Regions from separate parts of the Mus musculus genome. Here regions 2, 3, 4 and 5 are each linked to region 1. The links are chromatin loops, found by intact Hi-C in ENCODE. Cell type or tissue: heart. All regions are shown on one strand.

Region 1 (5,000 bases):
GAGTGGCATTGAACACAGTCACACTGATATGAGCCATCGCCACCATGGCTCCTTCCAAGCTGAAAAACGGACAACCTTGCACTCAGTAGTGTATACCACTTCCATTTGTATCACCCCAGCACACATACTAAAATCAAGCCGGTCCACCCGTGCACACGGGAATTGCCAGTGTAAGGTGGTGACTGGCTCTGCCTTGGATCCACATGATCCAGAACAGAAGAATATCTCCTACCTAGAACCAAGGCCTCCTCCTTCCCACGATGCTCTCTCTTGTCCTCTCCAGACAGGGAGTCAATGATGGCCTGGAGCAGGTTGCAGACAGCCAGGGACATCTCTTCATTCTCCAGGGCCATGAGGCTGCAGATTCTGTCTATGCGGACTGCGTGCAGGATGGCGGTGGCCTAGAACCCAGCAGGAACAGGGTCAGAAGCCCTGCCCCTCTCGTCAGCTTGGCATCCAGGTTAAGAGGTGGGTGGTGACCATCCTACCCACTTCATGCTATAGGGAAGTGGGGCCCACAGGCTGGGAAACTTCCTCCAGAAGACTCCGAGCTATGTCACCCCGTGCTGGATGGAGTCTTGGGGGCATTGAGTCCATGCCTGGGCAGGACCTCAGTGAGATGTAAGTGTAGAAAATATTCAAAGGCTGAATGTGAAGAAATACGTATTACAATGCTTTCGCATTCAGCTCTTCTTGTAATCAACTTTCAACAAACACCCCTGAATAGTCGAGCCCACTTCCAGCTTGCAGGGAAAGGGCTCAGAGCAGTCTTGAGCCGTGATTCACATGAGCCAGGCTGGGAGGCAAGAGACCCTTGAGGCTGTGTCTCAAGTTCTATTTGTGCCAACCACAGTCCCGAACACGTGCCACCCTCTGCGTCCTTGGACAAGCTGCCATCCTCACCACCTATCCCAAGCCCCAGGCCCTCACCCTAGCTCTGTGGCCACTGCACATGCCAGACAGCGTCCGCACAGCCGCTAGCAGCAGCTCAGGCCGCTGGGTGTTCATAAGCTGCAGCAGCAGAGCCACTCCATTGCTCTGGAAGATCCTCTCAGCACCCGCTTCTTCACGGCCCAGGACAATGAGGTTGTTGGCAGCCTGAGAGAGAAGCAATGGAGGTTGACAGGAAGCCAGAGGGAGGCTTTGACCATGAACCCATTGCAGGGGCTAGTAGACAGACTGTATCTTCAGAAGATTGGTCTATTCTCCCCTCCTGGTAGCCTGGTCTCCTCTTGACTGCCTGTAGGACACATCTCCCTTCTGCTGCCTGTGGATCAAGATGTAGAACTCTCAGCTCCTTCTCTGGCACCATCTCTGTCTGCATGCTGCCATGTCTCCTGCCATGATGATAATGAACTAAACCTATGAACCTGTAAGCCAACACTAATTAAATGTTTTCCTTTATAAGAGCTGCCTTGGGCATGGTGTCTCTTCACAGCAATGGAAACCCTCACTAAGACAGTAGGTAAGTGGCTGAGACTTCAGGCAAATGTGACCTGAACATTGCTATAAGCTTAGGGCATTGTGCTGTTCCAAACAACGCTGCTTTATCCATGACAACTCATTCGGTCCTCGGAGAAGCTGTAAAGTATATTTTTGTATCGTGTGAATTCATTGGTCACAGAATGAATACACTGCCCCTCTTTGGGCATCGGCATCCAAGCTCTGACAGAAATAAATGAAAAATATTTCGATGTTCACTGGAAGACTGGAGAAAAACATGAGACAGATCAAACCGTTTGGTTACAATGACTGTTACCAGTAAATATTTCAAAAAAATTTTTAATGTGTCAGCATGACCTCTTGGCAGTATTCCTAAATGAAACAAAGCATTATTTGAATGTGCCAGTGTTTCTTGGGATCAAAATTACAGTGAGGCAAGTTAGATATCCCTCATAGGTGTAAAACTTGAGACAACAAATAGCCCAATATCCAGATGTGTGATGTTTAATGAAATACTTTTTAATCAGAATCAAGGCCAAAATTTCAATAAACAAAATATCTGATTTTAAACAACAATGTCATCCGACTCTGCTGTTTAATTTGCCACAATGACTTCACCCCAGTCTTGACCCTTCCTATGGTTAATGCCAGTTTTCTTCCTTCCTTCCTTCCTTCCTTCCTTCCTTCCTTCCTTCCTTCCTTCCTTTCTTTCTTTTTTCTTTTTAAGTTCTATGCTTTATAATTTATTTATTATCAGGGAACTATAGGTTAAAGATACCCTGCAGAACTTGGTTTTCTTCTTCCACTACGGGAATCAAACTCAGGTTGTCAGACATGGCAAGAGGCACCTTTACCCTCTGGCTATCTCACTGACCACTTCCGGTAGCCTAGAGGCCTCAGAGGCCTCAGGTAGCAGAGGCTAGCCTTGAATGCCTGATCCTCTGACCTCCACATTCTACATGTTGTAGTTAAAAGCATATGCCTGACTCTGACTTAATGCCTTTTGCTCTCTGGGAGGTTTGAAGTCTCTCTAAAAGACTCTCTTCTCCTTTTAGGGAATTGTAGAAAATTAAAATGCCAAAGAACAGAAGGGAGTCTAGAGTAGGGCTCTCCGATGGGATTCTGCAAGGTGAGTGTGTTCTGTGGCTGTGCTGCCCGACTTGCTTTTACCTGTGGCTACAACACACTTAAAGTTTGTTCAGTAGAACCAGGGAACACATTTCCTATTTCACATTTTGCTTTGGTTTATCTTGGTCTTACTGTGTAGTCTAGGCTGGCCTTGAATTCATGATCAACCCGACTTAGGCCACAGGCTCCACTCTGCCTGGATGTTTTCACTCCATGTGTGTAGTGTATGTACAAAATAGGTAACTGGGACCATATGTGGTTGTTGTAGTGCCGTTTTCTAATGAGATTAACCCGGAGTGGAGCCAAGGTTTCTCCATAGCCGTGGTTATGGCCCTTTTACCATCCCAGGCCAAGGAATCCTTTCATGGGAGCCGCGTGGAGAGAGCGCCCTCTGCTGGCAGGAATGACGCATCACTCACCTTCTCTCGCTTATCAGCCTCGCTGTTTTCGTTCAGAAGAATTTCAAACATCGTCTGTACCCTGGAGTCTGTAGAAAACTGCACACGGAGCTGAAGAGAGAGAGCCCTAAGTGAAGCAGGCAGCTGGTGCACACCTATTCTTCATATATTCAATTCAGAAAAAAGATCTAATCTAAACCCTAGCGCATCCGTTCATTTTTGAACAAATGGGGGGAGGGTGTGCGTGTGAGATAGCTCAGCTGGCAAAGGCTTTTGCAGAGCAAGCCCTGAGACCTAAGCTGATTGCAAAACTCTCAGGGTTGGGAAGTGAAAACCAGCCTCCACATCCTCTGCCTCCATACCCCTTCATAATAACGATTAGTGATGATGATGATGATGATGATGATGCTAATAATAATTTTAACATTAACTGAATGACCACTTTATGCCAGGCACTGTTCTAGATGCCACAGATAGAAAGGTGTACCAAGGAGCAGAGATAATGTCCCATGCCTTTAATCCCAGCACTCAGGAGGCAGAAGCAGGCAGATCCCTATGAGTTCAAGGCCAGCCTAGTCTACACAGCGAGCTCTAGGACAGCCAGAGCTACATAGAGAGACTCTGATCCCAAACAAGAATCTCATAAACAATCAACTATTAGACATTGAATTGGAGATTAAGTTAGAAATCTATCTCCAGGCTAATAAACTAGAAGTAAGGGCTGGAGGGATGGCTCAGTGGTTAAGAGCACTGACTGCTCTTCCAGAGGTCATGAGTTCAAGTTCCAGTAACCACATGGTGGCTCACAACCATCTGTGATGAGATCCGATGCCTTTTTCTGGGGTGTCTGAAGATAACTACAGTGTACATGTATATATAATAAATAATTAAATAAACGAACACACCAGAAGTAGATTTCAGACATTTCACCAGATGAGTGGAAACCATTCTGTTTGGGGATCTAGACCCTCACACCCTGGGCCACTCTGAATCTTTCATAAGGTGGTCTAAGTGACCATCCTCCTGCTCCCTCCATGCCTCCTACAGCTGAGAGCTTTTGCTCCTCCCTCCTGCTGGTCTGGGCTCATCTGTTTGGGTGGGCAGGCCCCTCCTTCACCCACCCCTTTTCTCATCTCTCCCTCCTTTTCATTACACACACACACACACACACACACACACACACACTGAGTCTGAGTAACATGGTCCAGCCACACAGGATGCCTTGGAGCAGAGGGCTGAGTGAGCTACTGCTCTCCTGCTCTTTTGTACAGGAGAAAGCCGACATGTCTAAGGGGTCAACCAGAGAGAAGTCAATAGTTGAGCCAGGGGAGGATTCAGGGCTCCTTCTCGCTGGCTTGGACTCTTCATGCCTTTATCCATCTACCCGGAAACGATATCATGTTCCCACAGACTCTGACCCTCTAGTCCCCATTGGTCTTCCTGATTCCCCAGGATTCCTGGCTACTTTAATCCCCCTAGAGTTCTAATAACGGAGACTCACTAGGTGATCATAATTCATGTTCAAAGCTTCCATCTGAAATGTAGAAGAACTGTAGCCATGAGTAGATTGTGCTCTCACTCAGCACCACGGCGCTCTCCATCACTCACAGGCAGCCGTACTCGCCTAGCTGTTTCATGGAGCCTGCCCATGCTCTGCGCTATCTCTATTGAAACTGAAGAGAACGGGGCTCATTCTGTCCTCCCATCTCAACCTCCCTAGCCCATCTCCCCCTAAGAACGGGATGGAAGCTGCCAACATTCTCTGGAAGGGCCCAGCTTACCTGCTCTTGGATGCTGGTGTTGAGCCTCCGCAGTGTCTCCTGGAAGTTCTGGTTCCTTGGCTCCAGGGTAGCACAGCGCTGCACATCCTTGAATGCCTGGTCCAACTTGCCAAGATGCTCCAGTGCCTGGCATCGCCGATACAATGCTTTGATGTCAGCAGAGTTGATGTCAATGGCTACAGAGGGGGACAGGCAGATCCTCAGGGAGGCTGGGCTACAAGACTGATCTCCCTATACTACTGCCCAGGAA
Region 2 (5,000 bases), 310 kb before region 1:
AATCTGGTTTCATATTTTGACTTTATTAAAAATGCTGCAACCCTAAATGAATACAGCTGACTCATTGGTATCATGTCTCACTTGCTGAGGTGGCACCATACTTTTGAAGATATCCACTCTCATTCACACTCTACTCACAAAACTCAGACATCCCTTTACTCCAAGTCCGTGACAACACTGACAGAACCCAGTTCATGCAGTTTACAACTGTTGTTTCAAGCTGCTGTTTCAAGGGCAGTGGCAACTTCCTTTAGCATTCACATGTCCCTCCCACCCTGTGCTCATGTACATACACACGAAGACACACATTCATACCCATAAGTTAAAATTAGTCTTTCAAAGAGTCTTGAGTTCGTAAGCTCAGCAAAGGTGGGTTCCACGTGTCTGGTGGTTATCTGAAAAACCTAGTTTCTCCGTTGGCACATTTAATCGCAGTCTTCAATGCGCATCTTTACAGTTTAAGATGACACTTGGTGTTTATGTGCACGTATGTTGACCGGGGTGCAGATATATGTGCAGGTGCTTGTAAACTGTGTGTCTGTTCCTCTGGAGACCAGAGGACAATGTCAGGTGTCATCCTTTGATGGGGCCTTTCCCTGGCCTGCAGCTCACCATTCAAGCTAAGTCAGTTGGCCAGTGAGCCCCAGGGCTCTGCTCTTTCCACCTACCCAGCACTCGGACTGCAATCATGGCACTTCATGTGGATCTGGGTAGTAAATTTAGGTCCTGCTGTGTACAGGGCAGTAACTTTGTCAACTAAGCTGTGCTTCCCAGCCCCTCAGATGACAGCTATGAAATAAAATTCTTTCCTTATACTAACTGGAGCCTTGTACCTCCATGGGAGATTCAGTTTGTAGGGTTTATTGGAATTGGCATTTAAAGTGTAAGACTTGTTTACTTTGAATTTCATAGTTCAGTCTGGTAAGAAGAGTCTTGGTTTATTAATTTATCATTCTAAATTAGCTTACAAAATAACAGGTCTTAGGAATTTTTATACATAATTAGTTGTAGTTGTTGCTACACACATATCCTTATTTCATGACTCCTTCCACATCTCCCTGCCTCTTATGCTCTTCATTGGGTGTCAAAGACTAGCTCTGATATCCAGGGTAAACTGAGGTGAGGCATAGAGTGGGTGAACGATCACTCACCAAATTTTTCTCTGAGAGAACCAAGCTTGATACTCTAGAACCATAAAATATGCCCTGGGGCCCATGAAAACTCTCTGAAGCCAGTCTAAAGACTCTGGAATCATCAAGAATCTCTCTGGAGCTGTTGAAAAGGATGAAGGAACACACACATACATACATACATACACACACACACACACATACATGGTAGATGAAGCAAAGTTCCAACTTCACACTTTCATACACATACATACATACATACATACATACATACATACATACATGTCTTTGGTAGGAGCAAGGCTCCAATGAGCAAGATCCAACAACTTTATTTTTCTCACACATATTGTATGTCCCAGCAAAATCTTTCCAGTAGTACAACCATCATAATGTGGCTATATTCTATTTTTCTTTAAGTGGATGATTACAATGACTATACATAAGAAAAAACATCTTTCCCAATACCCTCACATGATAAAATGTTTTATGTATTCTGGATAAGCAAAATAAAAACAAATTATTCTCAAGAACCCTTATACATTTGTAACTAACCAACTTGTGATATTGCCAAAGTGTAAGCAACCAAGATAATTCTCTCAAAATTATTGACACACGGCAATTATTTTATTATTCATCTTAAAATGTAATCTTATAAAAAAATCTTAAGAGTATCACAAACTTAAACCTTCATATAAAAATCATTTTTCCTATAAATCCTTAGGGTGCACATCTACTTATTAACAATTTTTTATTAAATCCTGTCAGGAATCTGAGGGTAAGATGGGTATAAGATCTTAGTCATCACCTTGATCACCAGCGCTGCTTCAGCCAAACAGGCATACCCACCTCAGCCAGTATTAGCTGGGTTGCCATTGTTCTTGTCCCTGACATCAAAAGGGTCTAGCTCAACTATCAAGAGTGTGCCTCTCTGAATTTCCAATTGTTCCCCACGGTTTTCTACTTCCAAGCCGCTAGCAAAAGCATCTTAGCCTAACTTTACTACAACCGACATTTCCACATTCTTTCTAAGAGTGCCGGACATTACCAGCAATCTACAGCTCTATGTCCTTTCTGAGGGTGGTGGTTGAATCAGTAATCTGCTCCAGCTGCAACACTTGAAAAAGAGCAATCACTATTCTTGATACCAATGATACTGTCCAGTGAGGGGCTGGCAGCCTTTTTGGAGTTTTCATGCAACTCACGGACCAAGAGGGATGTGGTGATCTTGAAGACGGTGAGCAGAGCAAAACTCCACAACAGCAAGAAGTCCTCAGGACAGTCGGGGTTCTGCCTCTTGATGTGGTTGTGCTAACCGGTGGGACAAATTCCATGAGTTCTAAGGCTATTTGGTTTTCCTCCTGCATGGAACCAAACATTTGGGTATATATTTTCATTCATCTATCACAGAGGTTCTATTATCCTCCCTGTTCAACCCGAGAATCACAAGAGTCAGTTCCACAAGTTTTGAGTCAAAATTGAAGCAAGCAAATGGATAAAGTGCCTAGTTATCATATCAAACCAGACATGAGCTGCTAGTTTCTCCATGCATCCCTCAGTCCCTGCCAGTTCCAGGGCGTTCCTGGAAGGCATGTTCTGCTCCTACCCTGAACTCTCCAGCTCAGTGTTGGGCCACCTTTCCCCAACTGCACTTCCAATTCAACCATTTTGGTTACCAGACCCATCTCTCTCTCCTTTGGGCTTCCTGGCTGTTGTATTTTATAAAAAGAAAGAGAAGAAGGCAGGGATATGTTTGGTGGAGGCATAGTAAGGTGTTGGGGAAAGGGTCCCTTTGCTGGCTCATGCTGAGGCATCCCTTCCCCCTGAGGTACCAGCCACGGGATGGTATAATATAGAATAGAATGTAGGGCATAGGGATGTGAGTTGAGGGAGTAGAGACAGAGAAAGGCAGAGATAGTAGTGGCTGGCCATGAGCACGTGGAGAGTAGGGAGGGGAATGAGGAGAGGGAGGAAGTGAGTAAGGGAGCAAGGGCAAGAGGAGAAGAGCAGAGAGCAAAAGTGAGGAGGGGGCAAGCAGTCCCTTTTATAGTGAGTCAGGTATACCTGGCTGTTGCCAGAAACTGTGGGCAGAGCCTAGACAAAATGCCAACCCGGGCTGCTGCACCTGGTACCTCTCTTTCCTCCCTCCCTCTCCTCCATCTCCTAAAAAAGCTAGGGACATGTTCATTCTGGACGCTCCAAGAAGATTCTGCCCCGTGGCTCTGCCTCCCTTTCAATCCACAAACTTTCTCTTCCACTATACCTGGGACCAGTCCTCTTCCTTTCTTTTTATTTCTTTTTCTCATACACATGGCGCCGAAAACCAGGACCAGTCATGTTTTCTTTCTTTCTTTCTCTTTTTCATTCAGCCAAGATGAAGGATTTTGCCCAGAACCACTCCGGGTCCCCAGAAAATGGCGGCAGAGGTAGTTTGCAGAGTCATCTAAAGGCGTATACCCATAAAGCCATTTGGCTTTCCCATCAGGTCCAATTAGAAGCAAACACATATCTTTACGTACTTCCTGCTTTTGTACCCAACCCTCCCCCTTAATTCAGGCAGGGGCATGCATGTTTCCTCACTTACCAACTGGGGGCAGGCTCCTAGAAGAAACTTCCATGCCGATGTTTCAATGTTTCGTTTTGGTAACACAAACTAACAGGCAGCCACGAAAACTCTTGACCAAACTCAATGCAGTAAAGAGTGCATTTTATACAGGGCTTTTAATATGAAGTTTCCTCCCCCCCCCCCCCATCTAATATATAGGCTAACTTATAATTGGATTTTTAAAACCTTCAGGTTGGATTTTAAAGTTAGCCTGGATGCGGAGGAAGGAAGGGCCAGCCAGGCGATACAGAGGGACTCATGTGAGCCTTGTGGCAGAAACTAAAACCACATGCTGGTCTCCTTGTCCTTTCTTGACAGCCTTCAGGGAGGGTGACAGGAGCGGTTGCAGGAAGGATGTGATAAATCTCACATACATTCAAAACATTTCTCAGGCCTCATGGTTATTTTCTGTGTTTCCTTCTCTTGCTCTCCATGATCTGAGGATATTGTTCCTTCCGCACTGGTCAGTTTCTTCTAAAGAGGCCCCCCGTGTGATTTCAGTTATATAGCAGGACTTTCTGACCCAGAAGCAGTACAAATGATGACACAGAGGCTATCGGGTATTTTAAAGCTTAAGCCTATAGCTGGGCAGATTTCCAACCAACTTTCTAGTTCATCCCGATTTGTCCTGGCATTACCTTCCATGTGTGGCCAGCTCTGCGTCTCTGCTCCTGTTCAGGTCCATCTTTCATCTCCGAGGCCCCAGGCGACTTTGGCGCCTTTGCTTTCTTTTTCCAGAGTCCCTCCCCAGGAAGTTCTGCCCTCCACTCTCTGCCCAGCTATTGGCTGTCAGCTCTTTATTACAGCCAATAAGCAAGTAAAGAAGGTCTAATATTTACAAAATATAGGACCTCTGATAGGCCACAGAAATAATACTAAGAGGCAGGCAGATTTCTGAGTTCGAGGCCAGCCTGGTCTACAAAGTGAGTGCCAGTGACAGCCAGGGCTACACAGAGAAACCCTGTCTCGAAAAAAACAAAAAAACATAACAAAACAAAAAAACAAAAACAAAAAAACCCCGACAACAACAAAAAAAGAAATAATACCAAGATCCGGCTCGCACTCAGCTGTCTGGCTAGTGCTTAGTTTGCTGATGGTTTATCCCTCAACATTGAGTATATAGAGAGCCACCTTCACATAATGCACCCCTAACTCAACTACAAGGATTTTGCTTTTACCTTTGGTGCCAGATCGTTAGTCCTGGTTTTACTCAGTGCTGGCCAGTGGATGAAATCAAGAGTCATGACCTTTTGTCTTCTCTCTCCTGA
Region 3 (5,000 bases), 280 kb before region 1:
GCTCAGCTCGGGACTGCAGAGGCATGCCCTTCCCCACCCCCACCCCCACTCCTAACTGCACATTCCCCAAACATGTTACTTCTCTCCTTCTCTTTTTAAAAAACACATTTTTTATCCACTTTTCTCTTCTATCTGGTATTAGAGGATTGAAAGGGATTAAGAAAAGGGGAGAAGAAGGATGGTACAAGAACCCAAAAAGTAGGCAAAGTCCTGTTACAATTGGCAGCTCACTAACATCTGTAACTTCAGCTCCAGGGATCAGACAATCTTTTCTAGCTTCTGTGGGCACCAAGCACACACCGTGTACACATAGATATACATATGCAAAAATAATAATCTTAGTGTTCTATTGCTGTGAAGGGACAAAATGTCCAATGCAACTTAGAAAGTGCAACATTTAATTGGGGTTTGCTCACTGTTTCCAGAGGTTCAGTCCATTATCTTCAGTTGGAAGTATGGCTGTATGCAGGCAGACACCGGTTCTGGAGAAGCCAAGAGTTCTATGGCTTGATCTGCAGTCAACAGAAGGTGACTTTTCCTGACTGTTCCCCACAGCCAGCCAGGAAGAGGCTCTGATTCCATGCTGTATGGAGCATGAGCATAGAAGAATTTAAAGCCTGTCCGCACAGTGACATACTTCCTCCAACAAAACAACACCTACTCCAATAACGCACCTCCTAATAATGCCACTCTCCATGTCCCAGTACCGAAACACATCAATCTGTAGGGTCCAAACCACCACACAGACATGCACATAAAGTAATAAGAGATAAAACCTTCTTAAAATGCTCTAAACACTGGAGGATGAGGATGGATACTGAGAAATGGTGTCTGCTAGATATGACATGACTCAGGACTTTCTTTGGTATCATTAACTGCACAAGATCAAGACACCAGTGTTATTTAACATTCCAGCAGGCAGAGTCAGCTAGACTCAGTGGGCCCCAAAGAACTAATTAATGGAGAGAAAGAGAAAATCATGTGAGGTATGGCTCAGAAAATATTTAGGGAATGAAAGAAGGGAAGAGAGGCACATAAATAAGATCAGGATATAATGTTACACATAGGAAATTATCAAGAATTAAAAAAAGGTATTTTATTAAAAAAAAGAAAATTAAAGACAGTGAATCACACTCCTGGGCACATATCCCAAAACATCTAGGCCATTGTACAGGACATACCTGTATACTCATGTGGGTTATCTTCCTGTTCATGTTCACAACAGCAGAGTAACAGAATAAGCAAGGGGCCCTTGAGCAGGTGAGTGGATGAGGAAATCATAGCATGTGCACAATTAAGATCCCTGCATGCTCAGCCTGAACTGAGAGTTTACTCATCCATAAGGAAGAATGAAATGCATCATTACAGGAAAATGGGTGGAACCGAGGATTATATGTCATGAGTCATACAGAAAGACAAGTATTGGGTATTTGCTTTTACATGCAGTATACAGCTTTTTGAAAAGATTTTTTTGAATTAATTTTTTTATTAGGTATTTTCCTCATTTACATTTCCAATGCTATCCAAAAAGTCCCCAATACACTCCCCCACCCCATTCCCCTACCCACCCACTCCCACTTTTTGGCCCTGGAGTTCCCCTGTACTGGGGCATATAAAGTTTGCAAGTCCAATGGGCCTCTCTTTCCATTGATGGCAGACTAGGCCATCTTTTGATACATATGCAGCTAGAGACAAGAGCTCTGGGGTACTGGTTAGTTCATAATGTTGTTCCACCTATAGGGTTGCAGATCCCTTTAGCTCCTTGGGTACTTTGTCTAGCTCCTCCATTGGGGGCCCTGTGATCCATCCAATAGCTGACTGTGAGCATCCACTATTGAAAAGATTTTTTAAAGTTTTATTTTTATTCTATGGACATTGGTGTTTTGCCTGCATGTGTGAGGGAGTCAAATCCCCTGGAACAGGAGTTACAGACTGTTGTGAGCTGCCATGTGGATGCTGGGATCCTTTGGAAGAACAACCAGTCTTCTTAACCACTGAGCCATCCCTTCAGCCCCATCATATAGCTTTTAAAGGGTATGAAAGCACTAGGGAGACTTATGTAGGAAGAGGTCTATCATGTGGGTGGAGGGACAAGGGAGAGTAAAGAGGAACCCATGACCAAAGGACATTCCACAGATGATAATATTACATTGAAACACTTAATTCAGTGCAATTTAATACCAATTAATAAGAAAGAGGCTCATGAGATTGGAAAAACATCGCCATCAACAACACATCAACTTTCCTTCGGACTTTCTATTTGAGGTCTTTGGAAGCTGTAGTTGCCTTTGCTGTTTGAACACTAGAGGGCACTGACAGCTAAAATGACAACTACAGAACCAACCTTACAGTAATAAGAGTTGGTTGGTTGGAAGGCTAAGGTGGGGCATTACAGTGACTTGGCCTATATCACATAAATGCAACTTTCCTCACGGGGCCACTGTGGTTGGGTAGTCTGTCCTACACCTGCTCAGGCAGGCTCCTTTCCTCAACCTCTTCTGGCATGGTTCCTGTCCTCTACCTCTTCTGGCATGGCTGAACTCTGCTCCTTTCCTCTCGCTTCTTGGCAGGAAAATCCTAAAAGTCCCCCCTTTGTCTGCCCTGCCCAGGCATTGACTGTGGGCATCGTTACTTACCAACCAGAACCAACTGGGGGCAGCCACGAAAACTCTTGACCAAACTCAATGCAGTAAAGAGTGCATTTTATACAGGGCTTTTAATATGAAGTTTCCTCCCCCCCCCCCTATTTCATATATAGGCTAACTTATAATTGGATTTTTAAAACCTTCAGGTTGGATTTTAAAGTTAGCCTGGATGTGGAGGAAGGGAGGGCCAGCCAGGCGATACAGAAGGGACTCATGTGAGCATTGTGGCAGAAACTAAAACCACATGCTGGTCGCCTTGTCCTTTCTAGACAGCCTTCAGGGAGGGTGACTAATTACAGGAGCGGATATATTCAAAACATCGCTCAGGCCTCATGATTATTTTCTGTGTTTCCTTCTCTTGCTCTCCATGATCTGAGGATATTGTTCCTTCCGCACTGGTCAGTTTCTTCTAAAGAGGCCCCTGTGTGATTTCAGTTATATAGCAGGACTTTCTGACCCAGAAGCGGTACAAATGATGACACAGAGGCTTTTGGGTATTTTAAAGCTTAAGCCTATAGCTGGGCAGATTCCCAACCAACTTTCTAGTTCATCCCGATTAGTCCTGGCATTACCTTCCATGTGTGGCCAGCTCTGTGTCTCTGCTCCTGTTCAGGTCCGTCTTTCATCTCCGAGGCCCCAGGCATTTTTGGCGCGCCTTTGCTTTCTTTTACCAGAGTCCCTCCCCCAGGAAGTTCTGTCATCCACTTCCTGCCCAGCTCCGGTGAGGGTGGGAGGCAGAAATCAGAGTGGCTAAGGACCTTGCACAGTCATCAGTGTTCCAATGTCTAGCTGCACAGCTAAGCTGAGAATTCCCCAGGATGCCTGGCACTCTAGGGATTATGCAAGGATGCCTCTGAAACAGAGTGCTGTCCATTACATTCTCCTAGTCAGACTGGCTAAACCTCTGTGGGACACTTGCTTCAGTCCCTAAAATGTAGCATTATAAAAAATTAGCAGGTCATAAAAGTATCTGTGTGTAGCTGGGGGGCTGGGTGTTCACAGCTACACCACCATGTGGAGGTCAGAAGACAACTGGCTCGAGTCAATTTTCTCTCTCTCCTGCACAGAGATCCCTGGGGCTGGGCTCCTCAGGCAAGGTGGGAGCTGCCTCCATCCACTGAGCCATCACTTCACTGGCTCCCACTCTTAAGTCTTTCCCCAAGGTTTGTCCTGTTGACCTGAAAACCTGACTCTGCAGCCAAGCATGCCATTACTAGGACTCCATTGCTCTTTCCCAGTTCATGTCCCTACCCAGGTCTCTGCCCCACACTGTTACAGTCATCCTTTACTTGGGTTCCTCCTTCTGACTTTCCTATGTTAATCCAGCTCCTGACCTGATACCCAAAGAGGCTGACATTAGGCAGGCAGCTGCTGCTTTTGTTGAAACTCTCTGCCAATGATCCTCCCGTGAGTTCCCGTAGCTTTGAGAGTGCAACAACTTCCTAGGTCATACATGATGTGTCCCACTACTCTCACGACTTCACACTGATGTCACCTCCATGAAACAAGTGTTTCTAATGTGTCTCAGCCCCAGTGGCTGTTGTGTGGAGGCAGAATGGTAGGGTGATCTCTAGTCCAGCTACTGTGACAGGTGTCACGAGGTGCTCATGCAGCTATGATAATGTGTCTTCTCACTTCCTTGGTCTTCAAAGGTCTAGGCCATAACTCTGAAAACCACAATCGCAAATCTTCAAAACAACTAAAACCCCAAAGCCAGAAAAACTTATCCTGGAAAAACAATAAGAATTCTTTAAGAGAATTTGATGACGTTTTGTTAAGATCATTTATTTTAGAAATATTAAAATGGCAGAACCTTTGTTATCCAAATTTTTTTATGTATAACTTCTCAGTTAATAATGAAGCTTTGTTGAAGAAAGATACAAGTAGAAGAACTGTATTCATAAAAACACAGATCTGAGGACAGAGCACATGAAAAAATGAAGTATATTTTAAAGATGAATTGTATTGATAAAGAAATAGATCAGAGCAGAACATGGCTAAGGATAATGGGGCCTGTGAACACCCAACTCATAGCCCCCATTATCAGAACTGTCGTGATGGGCAACCAGTCTTTTGATGAACTCCATCAAATGTCACAACAGGTTACCACTGTATGTACAATAGCTGCTAAGGGCTAAATGTCGAGAAATTTTATCCTTCACAAACGTAGATTTACAATAAAGACATTTCTTCCTTTACAAAGGAAATACCAACGTTTCAATTAATGCGTAATACTTGCATGTAAACTCAATGCTGTAAATACCTGTAAAGGTATTATCTACAGCACAAACAACATGATGATACGAACATAAAAAAATACATGTCAAATCCTAAACGAACAATATCAACATCTTA
Region 4 (5,000 bases), 380 kb before region 1:
TCTTGCTTCTTTCTGCCTCTAGAGCACTTTGAACTTCTCTATCTATATACCTAGACTCCAAGGCTTAGTGGTGCTTCTAACCAGGCACCCCTCACTCTACTATTGAACAATCTTTTTTTTTTCATTTTGTTTTTTAATGTGCATTGGTGTTTTGCCTGCATGTATGTATGTGAGAGAGTGTTCCCCTGGAACTGGAATTTCAGACAGCTGTGAGCTGCTATGCGGGAGCTGGTAACAAAATCCAGGTCCTTTGAAAGAGCAGCTAGTGATCTTAACCACTGAACCATCTCTCCAGCCGCCAGATTTGAAACTTAAAAAACTCATGGTAGGACTGGAGAGATGACTCAGTGTTTAAGAGCACTGGCTGCTCTTCCAGAGGTCTTGAGTTCAATTCCCAGGCAATCCCATGATGGGTCACAACCATCTGTAATGGGATCTGATGCCCTCTTCTGGTGTCTGAAGGCAGCTACAGTGTACTTGTGTACATTAAAAAAAAAAAATAAATCTTTATATATTAAAAACAAAAAACTCAAGGCAACTGGGTGTGGTGGCACAAGCCTTTAACCTCAGCAATCAAGAGGCAGAGGTAAGTTGATCTTTGTGAGTTCAAGGCCAGCCTGGTCTACAATGTGAATTCCTGGACAGCCCGGGCTACACAGAAAACTGTCTTTGAAAAACAAAACAGATGACTTAACCCAATTACATTTATTTACTGAGCATCTATTAAATAATTTCCTATGTAACTTACATTTAATATATACTTAAGATCTCCAAACCTGATGGTCAGGCTTAGCCTTTAATGCCTTCTAATAGAAAGGTTAATCATGTGCCTTCTATTAGACTACACATTTGAGACTGGGGTTTTTAATGCATTATTTGGTAACTAAAAACTGGCACATTACCAAATTGAAATAAAAACTGACACTATTTTTCTTTCCAGAACTGGGAAAGGATCCTAGGGCTTCACACACGTCCTACCACTGAGTTATATAACCAACCAGGACATACTATTTTTAACTTTTTCCTTTTCTCATGGAATACAGTTTCCTTTTTATAGAGTAGTCTTGTGGGTCCATTAATCAGGAAATCTTGACCCTCTGGCTAACCATGATTGATCAACTTTAAACCAAGATTGCTCAAATGGGTGTTTTCCCCCTTCCTCCCCCTTTCACCTCTTTCCCCCTTTCCTCACTGCCAGGTAGCCCACTGCCTCAGGCGCTGGGGTTACATATATATGCCAGCACCTTCTGTCAGAAGAATCTGACCGTGGACACAATGAGCACTTGACACTTGTTCACTGTAACAAGGTTACTTGGATGAAACGTTACTAATTCCTGCTAGAGAGAACGCTAAGGGAGTTATATAGTCCTGTTCTTTTTGAGCTATCTTGTTTTGTGAGCTACTCCATTTAAACGTTGCATCTGTACAAGTATGTGTCGGTACCTCAGGAGACCAGAGAGAGCACTGTATCCCTGGAGCTGGGCTTACAGTTAATTGTGAGCCTCTGAATGTGGGTGCTGAAAACTGAACTCAGGCCCTCTGCAAGAGCAACAAGTGCTCTCACCTGCCCATCATCTCTCCAGCCTTCCCACCTAGAGTTTAAGTTCCTTTTGTTTTAAAATAGCCTGCTTCTGTTCTTTGCAACTAAAAACCTTAATTGATGCAAATGTTTCATTTTCTACCTGTTTTAGCTATTTCTTAGCTGTGTGTTTTTGCTATTCACTTAAAAGCATAAACAGCTAGAGAGATGCTCAGTGGGCTGGAGAGATGGCTCAGTGGGCTGGAGAGGTGGCTCAGTGGGCTGGAGAGGTGGCTCAGTGGGCTGGAGAGATGGCTCAGTGGGCTGGAGAGGTGGCTCAGTGGGCTGGAGAGGTGGCTTGGTGGGCTGGAGAGATGGCTCAGTGGTTAACAGCACTGGTTGCTCTCGCAGAGGACCTGACTTTGGTTCCCAGCACACACATGGTCTGTAACTCCAGTTCCAGAGAATCAAACATACTTTTTTGACCTTTGCAGTTACCAGGCTGCATGTGGCACATACATATATGTGCCAGCAAATACTAGTACAACCTAAAAATCTTTTTAAAATTAAGACCCCATTGGTTAGCATGCGATATTTACCAGATGCTTTATGTAGTTCTCGGGTCCTTAAAACTCAAGGCTGAGCACGAAAGCCAACTTGAATGCTAGCCAAGGATATGTACATAAACCTTAAGACTCTTAAGCTGAAGCCGGGCGTTGGTGGCGCATGCCTTTAATCCCAGCACTCGGGAGGCAGAGGCAGGCGGATTTCTGAGTTCGAGATCAGCCTGGTCTACAGAGTGAGTTCCAGATCAGCCAAGGGCTACACAGAGAAACCCTGTCTCGAAAAAAAAAACCAAAAATCAAAAAAACTTTTAAGCTGAAACAAACATTATTTAAAACAAAAATCTTTAATACTTTTTAGAAATTCAACAATTGCACTTCTGACAGTGACTTTAGTGAAGTATGGATCATACTTTAGAACTATAAAAAAACTTCAAAATTTAAATTGAAACTAAAACCAATCCCTTTATAAGGTTCTCATTATACAAACCAATTGCCCACTTTTATACCCTAAGGTCCTCTAGAGCTGAATGCTACTATTCAGTTCGAGAATCATAACGATCCCTGCGCTGCTAATACTGCTAATACCTACTGAGCTGGAGGGCAGGAATCAATTTCATCTAGCAGAATGTGCCTAGAGCTATAACTTAATTTTACACATGGATGACAAGTTAAGCTGTCTGTAAGTAAGTAAAAAAGTAGCCGTCCTAAATTCTGGTAGGCAAGAATGAATCTTTTGTCATTTTAGTAAAACTTGCTGATAACTGACTAACACTCGGGAAGGTGGCCGACTTTGAGCTAAGCACCACCTGGCAGAAAGGACCTGGCTTGATCTCCCATGGCAACCGGCGTCAGGCAGGGACCCCAGCTCGGCACAGAGGCTCGAGTACCGCCCTCCAGGAAGCTTCGCTCAGAGCTAACCAGGAACAGAATGCACTCACTGCACTAACCCGTCGCCTCGTCGTCAGGGGGGCGGAAACGGAAGTCCCAGTTGGTCATAGAGTTCCCGAGTTCCGGCTCAGGGCTACATTCGATGCTAGAGCGCCTGTCTTCCGCCCGCCGTGTGGAGGTCCTCGGAGCTTCTGTTTCCGGGTACGGTTTCGGTCACAAAGCCGAGACCTCCTTTCGCAGGTGGCGTCACGGGTCCTCTGCTCCGTGCCCGAGGTCAGCAAGCAAGGACGGGCGCTTCTCAGGCAGCCGCCGGAGCCGGGCCTCGCAGCTCCCGGACTGCGGTTCGAGCGACACGTTTCTTGGCCCACTCCCCGCCTCCGAGTCACGCTCTGCCCTGTGAGGTGCAGCATTTGACAAGTCATTCCCCAGACCCCACGTGCCACGTCCCCAGCTCCGGAGTTAACAGTCCTTACTTTGAGACTCCCTCTCCTCCGCCTCCATATAAGCTCCCCCCACCCACCCCCGTTGATTTTTCACTCCTGTAAAATTCAATTTTTAGTTTCAGGTGCCATGCAGAAGGACTAAGACTCAGCACCCGTTTGATACAAAAACAAGTTCATGCTCACTAGAGTGTTCGTGGGAAAAGTGAATCCCAGTTCACACAAGACACAATGGCTGAGTATGGGGCTCACATCACAACTGCTTCAGTGGCGGACGACCAGCCATCCATCTTTGAGGTGGTAGCACAGGACAGTTTAATGACAGCAGTGAGACCCGCTCTTCAGCATGTGGTCAAGGTAAGGTATTACTTCTCTGAATCGTTTCAGGGACGACTGGATAAAACTCCAAACATTTTACTAGTAACCCTAAGTTTGCAATGATCGCCATGTGTCATTTGTATCCAGGACTTAATGGGCATCCATTCAAAGAGCTCTGTACTCCATTCCTATGACCTCAGGAACTCAGACTATACCCCAAAAGCCAATTACTTAAGCCAGGTGTATTGAATTTAAAAGGAAAAGGCTGATGTGAATACAAACTGAAGACTGTAATAAAATGTTTTTGCATCAGGTTCTTGCAGAATCAAATCCTGCGCACTATGGCTTCCTCTGGCGGTGGTTTGATGAAATCTTCACTCTGCTAGACTTCCTGCTCCAGCAGCATTATCTTTCTAGAACTAGTGCCTCATTTTCTGAACACTTTTATGGCTTAAAGCGGATTGTGGCAGGGAGCTCGCCGCATCTTCAGAGACCGGCCAGTGCTGGTCTTCCCAAGGAACACCTCTGGAAATCTGCCATGTTCCTTGTCCTTCTTCCCTATCTGAAAGTGAAGCTAGAGAAGCTGGCTTCTAGCTTGAGAGAAGAAGACGAATACTCTATTCACCCCCCTTCTTCTCGCTGGAAACGATTCTACAGAGCCTTTCTGGCGGCCTACCCTTTTGTTAACATGGCCTGGGAAGGCTGGTTTCTTACACAACAACTGCGTTACATCTTGGGGAAAGCTGAGCATCACTCTCCCCTGCTGAAACTGGCTGGAGTTCGGTTAGCTCGACTGACAGCTCAGGACATGCAAGCTATCAAACAGAGACTGGTTGAAGCCAGTGCAATGCAGGAGCCCGTCAGAAGGTAAGGCCATTCCTAAAACCCCTTTATTAACAAAATTTGAAAATTTGTACCAATCATCCGGTCTACCCTAGCTATTAAGTCACAGAAGTTATTCCTCACATCCATAAAGCATGGGCCACCATCCTGGTGACCTCTCTCATAATAGGCACACCTTTGTGCATGCTTGGTGTATGTAAGAGCCCCATGCGTGGTATTTGCTTTGTGTTATCTTATGCCTCATCACAACCTGAATTAAATGCAGTGGCTTCATTTAACAGTTGAGGGAACCACTAGCCAGAAGATGGCAGAGCAAAGATTCAAGGCAAAGCGATATAATTAATTCTAAAGACTTCTTACCAAGGATGCAACATTACCTTTGTGGAGTGTTAATTCTCTCACAAGTTCAACATGTATGCATCCCAG
Region 5 (5,000 bases), 130 kb before region 1:
GGCAGTGAATCCTATGGAACTGGAGTTGCAGGCAGTCATAAGCTGTCATGTGGGTACTGGGACTTGAACCTGGGCTCTCTAGAAGAGCAGCCCATGCCTCTAATCTCTGAGCTATCACATTCTAGTCCCATTATGAGTGTCTTTTGACTAAATAAACAGCAGTAAAATATTAATTATCTATCATGGAGTCTCTATACCGCAGGATTGTGGATCTCCTTGAGGGACTATTTCTACAGCAGACTTGGAGGTGTGGTTCTTTGCCACCTTTGCATAGAGCACTTTTATGGAAGGAAGGTTCCACTCCAGGAAACTAAAAGGTCTCCTTCTAACAAAATTGTAGGACATCAGAAAGACCTAAAAGATAAGAGAACCTAATTATCCAAGTTTCCCTGTTCATACTTCAGTGAACCTTCCCAGGTTCTAATCAACATCAGTTTTCACATTTTCAGGCAGGGACCTGAACTGGGTTCATTAGGCAGAGGATGACTTTGCACTTGAAAGGAAAGTAACATTTTACCCAAGACATTAGGCCTCAAGTTGCTTAAGCGACTGTGGTGGTTTGAATATGCTTGGCCCAGGGAGTGGTAGTATTTGGAGGTGAGGCCTTGTTGGAGGAAGTGTGACACTGTGGGTGTGAGATCTAAGACCCTCATCCTAGCTGCCTGGAAGCCAGTCTTCTCCTAGTGGCCTTCAGATGAAGATTTAGAACTCTCAGCTTCTCCTGCACCATGCCTGCCTGTATTCCCACATTGATGATAATGGACTGAACCTCTGAACCTGTAAGCCTGCCCCAATTAAATGTTATGAGAGTTGCCTTGGTCATGGTGTCTGTTCACAGCAGTGAAACCCTAACTAAGACCGTGACCTTCAAGCAGAAAAAGCAATGCTGGAACAACCACAATACTCATCCTCAAGCTTTATTCCAGAGTCACAGTAACAGAAATAGTGTGGTACTGGCACAAACCCACACATGTAGGCCAGGGGAATAAAACAGAGGTCCCAGAAATAACCCACATAGTTACCCCCTAAGCTTTGACATAGCCATAACAGACAAACAAACAAACAAACAAACCCATACATTGGTACATTCAGGAGAACAGCCTCAGCCAGGAGGCAGAGGCCATCCTGGTGTACAGAGCAAGTTACAGAACAGCTTGTCTTCAAAAACCAAAAAGAAAAAAAATGGAGGAGGAGAATAAGGAGGAGGAGGAAGAGGAGGAGGGGGGAGGGAGGGAGGAAGGAAGGAAGGAAGGAAGGAAGGAAGGAAGGAAGGAAGGAAGGAAGGAAGGAAGGAAGGAAGGAAGGAGAAGGAGAAAGGAAGATGAGGAGGAGGAGGAGGAAGAGGAGGAGGAGGAGAAGGAGAAGGAGAAGGAGAAGGAGAAGGAGAAGGAGAAGGAGAAGGAGAAGGAGAAGGAGAAGGAGAAGGAGAAGAAGAAAGAAACAACCTCTTTAATAAGTGGTACTAGGAAAGCTGGATTTCCACTCACAGGAAAATGATACAAGATCTGTATCTTTCACCCTGTTTAAAACCACCACCACCACCACCACCACAACAACAACAAACATTTCAAAAGTTATTCAAAGCTTTAATATTAAGACACAAAACTTTGGTGAAAATACAATGAGAAATGTACATATACATACATACATACATACATATATACATACAAAGAACATAGGCAAGGATTTCTGAAAAGGAGTCTAGTTACACAAGAATATTCTCAAAAACTGACAAATTAGACTTCATGGAAATAACCTTCAGTGCAGCAACGGAAGCATTGCTAGAATGAGGAGACACCCTGAATGATAGGGGAACCCTTTGCCAGTTATACCTCAGATACAGTATTAATACAATTATTATATTAATTATATTAATAATAGATGAGTTAAAGCCTTCCAAAATTAAACATCAAGAACAAATCAACAAATCCAGTTAATAAGTGAGCTAATAAAAAACTACATAGCTTTCTCAGATAGAGAAATATAAATTACTGATAAATACCTTTTAAAGTTATCAATATGCTTGACCATCAGGAAACAAAAATTAAAACTGCTTTGAGATTCCATCTCACCCCTGTCAAAATGGCTGCTGATAACCATGCAACTCCTAACTGAAGGAAATGAGATCTGAAGAAGTGGTATCTAATTCTATCTAGAAAGCTGCCTGCCTAAGCAGGAAACTGAGTTATGAGCTGAAAAGCCCAAAGAGGAAGTAGGATAGTTCTGTGGCTCACAGATAGATAGATGAATAGATGGATAGATAGATAGGTTGATTAATTGATAAATAGATAGATAGATAGATAGATAGATAGATAGATAGATAGATAGATAGATAGACACACATGTACTCATACACACATACATATATAATAGTAGGTACATAAATATGTGCATGCATACATATATAATAATAGATACATACATGTATACACATGTAGTTGTATAATAATAATAATAATAATAATAGATAGATAGATAGATAGATAGATAGATAGATAGATAGATAGATAGATTAAAATATAACAAACACAAAATAATTAACACTCAAATCCCTTTCTCTCTTGTTGACTTAGTATGAATCTTAATTAGGGTCTTAATGCTGTGAAGAGACACCATGACCAAGGCAACTTTTATAAAGAAAACATTTAATTGGGGCTGGCCTACAGTTTCAGAGGTTCAGTCCATTATTGTCAGGGTGGAAAGCATGGCAATGTACAGGCAGGCATCATGCTGGAAGAGCAGAGAATTCTACATCCATATCAAGGGCAGCAGGAGGAGACAGTGAGCCACTAGACCTGAATCAAACTTCTGAGACCTCAAAGCCCACCCCCTAGTAATGCACTTCCTCCAACAAGACCACACCTACTCCAACAAGGCCACAGCTCCAATAATGCCACTCCCTAGGAGCCTACAGGGGCCACTGTTAGTCAAGCAAACACAGTAAGTATATGCTTTTTGTTTCCATTTTGCTTAGCGGCAACTCTGGGCTCACACTACCTGGGTTTGACTTGTCACAGCTGAGTTGCATGCTACTTCATGAATGATGCAGAAGCATTTCAAGGGAACACTAGGATTTAAGGAAGAGCGAGGAGAAAGAAAGAAGTGGGGAGAAGGCGGAGACCAAAACACCAAGAACAATCCGAAAGCCCAATATAGCTAAGGTTCAGAATTATTAAAGTTTAGTTTATAAGCACATTCTGAGTCTCAAGCTTCCCGGTATTTAGTAGGCTTTCTATTTGGTCTCTTCCCGCGGCCGGGAGAGGGCGGGCAAGGAGGAAATCAATGCCACCTCCATGCGCCCTGGGACCTGGAGCGCGCTCGCTGGGACCTGGAGCACGCACTGGGACCTGGAGCGCAAAGGACTTGGACTTCCCGGCTCTGATTCTTCACGAGTTGTTTAGAGACCCTCGGATCCCCTCCACCTTCACCGAGGTCTAGCCCACTAAATCTAGGACCGGGTAGCCTGAGCAGCCCAGAAGCCAAGGTGACATCCGTGTGTCTCTCCTGCCTGAAAGCTGGGATATTTTATCAGACTCAGCGCCTCGTTCCTTTAAAAGTAGGTGCTGGTTCTATGAAGGCTCTACACTCCAATATAGGGGAATGCCAGGACCAGGAATGGGAGTGGGTGGGTTGGGGAGCGGGGGGGGGGGGGGGGGTTGATAGGGGATTTTCAAAGGGGAAACTAGGAAAGGGGATAACATTGGAAATGTAAATAAAGAAAACATCTTTTTTTAAAAAGTAGGTGCTGAGTACTGCAGGGGCCTGAGGGTGAAAGGGGGTGATCAGGGTGGGTGAGAGACTGACCAACCAGTTCAGCACAGGAGAAAGGGGATGCAGAGGAGCGAAAGAATGGGGGAGGGAGTCTGTCTCTGTCTCTGTCTCTCTATCTCTGTCTTTCTCACTCTGTCTCTCTCTCTGTCTCCCCCCCCCCCCCCCACACACACCTCTCTTTCTCATTGAGCAAGCTCTCAACAGGAAGTCTCTATACTGGCAGACCCAATTACTCATAGCCTGTGCAAGTTAGAAACTACAAGCTGGGACTTGAGAGATGACTCAGTGGTTAAAAGCACTGACTGCTCTTCCAGAGGTCCTGAGCTCAATTCCCAGCAATCACATGGTGACTCACAAACATCTGTAATAGGATCTGATGCCCTCTTCTGGTGTGTCTGAAGAAAGCAACAGTGTATTCTAAATATTATTATTATTCTAAATAAAACAAATTTTAAAAGAAAGAAAAGAAAAGAAAAGAAAGAAAAAGAAAGTACAAGCTGAAGATTTGAAATGACAATGTTGAAAGGGATTCTGCAGATGCCACTGAGCGACCCCTCTCTCTAAGATACTGTCTTTAACTGAGCAAGGAGCCAAGAGGCAGAAATAGAATAGCTACTATCTCACCCAGGGTTTATAATCCAGAAGCTATGGAAAAGAGCCTAAGACCGGGGGATTTCAGTTTCCCAACTAGCACACCTTCTAAAGCCTGTTTCCTTTCTGTCCTGGTTCTTCCCCAAGATGGCCAGTCCCAATTTGTTTTGCCCAGTGTACTGCCCCAGCCCTTCTAGTGTCTTGTGTGTTCCACTCTTACTTTTCTACACACAGTCATCAGAGGCCTAATCTTTCACCGACTGTTTATATTGTTGTGTAAGGGAGACAGGATCACATTTCTGCAGGTCTCAGGGAATGGTGCCATTACTATAGACCAGTTGTCCCACAAGGCCCTACAATCCTTCAACATTGGCAAACATCCTCTAGTTAGGCCTTATTCTGGGTCATATGACATTTTTAGGATTTTACTCCCCCCCCCCAAAAAAAAAAAAACCACCTCAATTATATACATCTGGAGAGATGGCTCAGCAGTTAAGAACACTTCTTGTTCTTGCAGAAGACCCAGGTTCAATTCCCAGCACCTACACGGCAGTGAGCAACTCTCATAACTTTGGACCCAGGGGATCTGATGCCCTTTTCTCACCAGGCACCAGGCAGGAGATATACAGACATACAGA

Evidence for each region. Peaks named below come from ENCODE experiments on the same cell type or tissue, not always from the same donor. Only the 100,000 strongest peaks of a DNase experiment are listed, where the experiment ranks them.
Region 2: it touches region 1 in a loop (3.0-fold over the local background); 2 of 42 quality-filtered maps call a loop at or near these places.
Region 3: it touches region 1 in a loop (12-fold over the local background); 20 of 42 quality-filtered maps call a loop at or near these places.
Region 4: a loop joins it to region 1, with 2.5 times the contacts of the local background. A loop is called at or near these places in 4 of 42 quality-filtered maps.
Region 5: a loop joins it to region 1, with 9 times the contacts of the local background. A loop is called at or near these places in 12 of 42 quality-filtered maps.

Annotation. Positions count from the first base shown.
Region 1 is chr11:82,913,130-82,918,129 of GRCm38, reverse strand. Unc45b (unc-45 myosin chaperone B) reads right to left here. Exons shown (of 20, transcript NM_178680.4): 4 at 4,751-4,926; 5 at 2,991-3,080; 6 at 931-1,098; 7 at 233-401. Among named protein-coding and RNA genes, the nearest start is that of Unc45b, 4.4 kb to the right of the region's middle. In heart, a CTCF peak has its summit at 2,984 (motif pointing left); a DNase peak (open chromatin) is centred at 2,959; H3K4me3 peaks cover 2,216 bases; H3K27ac peaks cover 313 bases.
Region 2 is chr11:83,223,022-83,228,021 of GRCm38, reverse strand. It overlaps AI662270 (expressed sequence AI662270), which reads right to left and starts at 4,446. Exons shown (of 4, transcript NR_015519.1): 1 at 4,371-4,446; 2 at 3,712-3,812; 3 at 3,391-3,570; 4 at 1,438-2,488. In heart, no CTCF peak of the experiment used is centred here; no DNase peak of the experiment used is centred here.
Region 3 is chr11:83,189,626-83,194,625 of GRCm38, reverse strand. Slfn4 (schlafen 4) reads right to left here. Exons shown (of 8, transcript NM_011410.3): 8 at 4,410-5,000. Slfn3 (schlafen 3) reads right to left here and starts at 3,296. Exons shown (of 3, transcript NM_011409.1): 1 at 3,218-3,296. In heart, a CTCF peak has its summit at 2,296 (motif pointing right); a DNase peak (open chromatin) is centred at 3,335.
Region 4 is chr11:83,297,086-83,302,085 of GRCm38, reverse strand. It overlaps Pex12 (peroxisomal biogenesis factor 12), which reads left to right and starts at 3,109. Exons shown (of 4, transcript NM_001364762.1): 1 at 3,109-3,374; 2 at 3,533-3,770; 3 at 4,045-4,598. The coding sequence starts at 3,645. It also overlaps a transcript of Ap2b1 not described here. In heart, CTCF peaks have their summits at 449 (motif pointing left) and 3,118; DNase peaks (open chromatin) are centred at 3,095 and 3,695; H3K4me3 peaks cover 2,477 bases; H3K27ac peaks cover 2,162 bases.
Region 5 is chr11:83,038,392-83,043,391 of GRCm38, reverse strand. It overlaps Slfn10-ps. Among named protein-coding and RNA genes, the nearest start is that of Slfn8, 20 kb to the right of the region's middle. In heart, no CTCF peak of the experiment used is centred here; no DNase peak of the experiment used is centred here; H3K4me3 peaks cover 954 bases.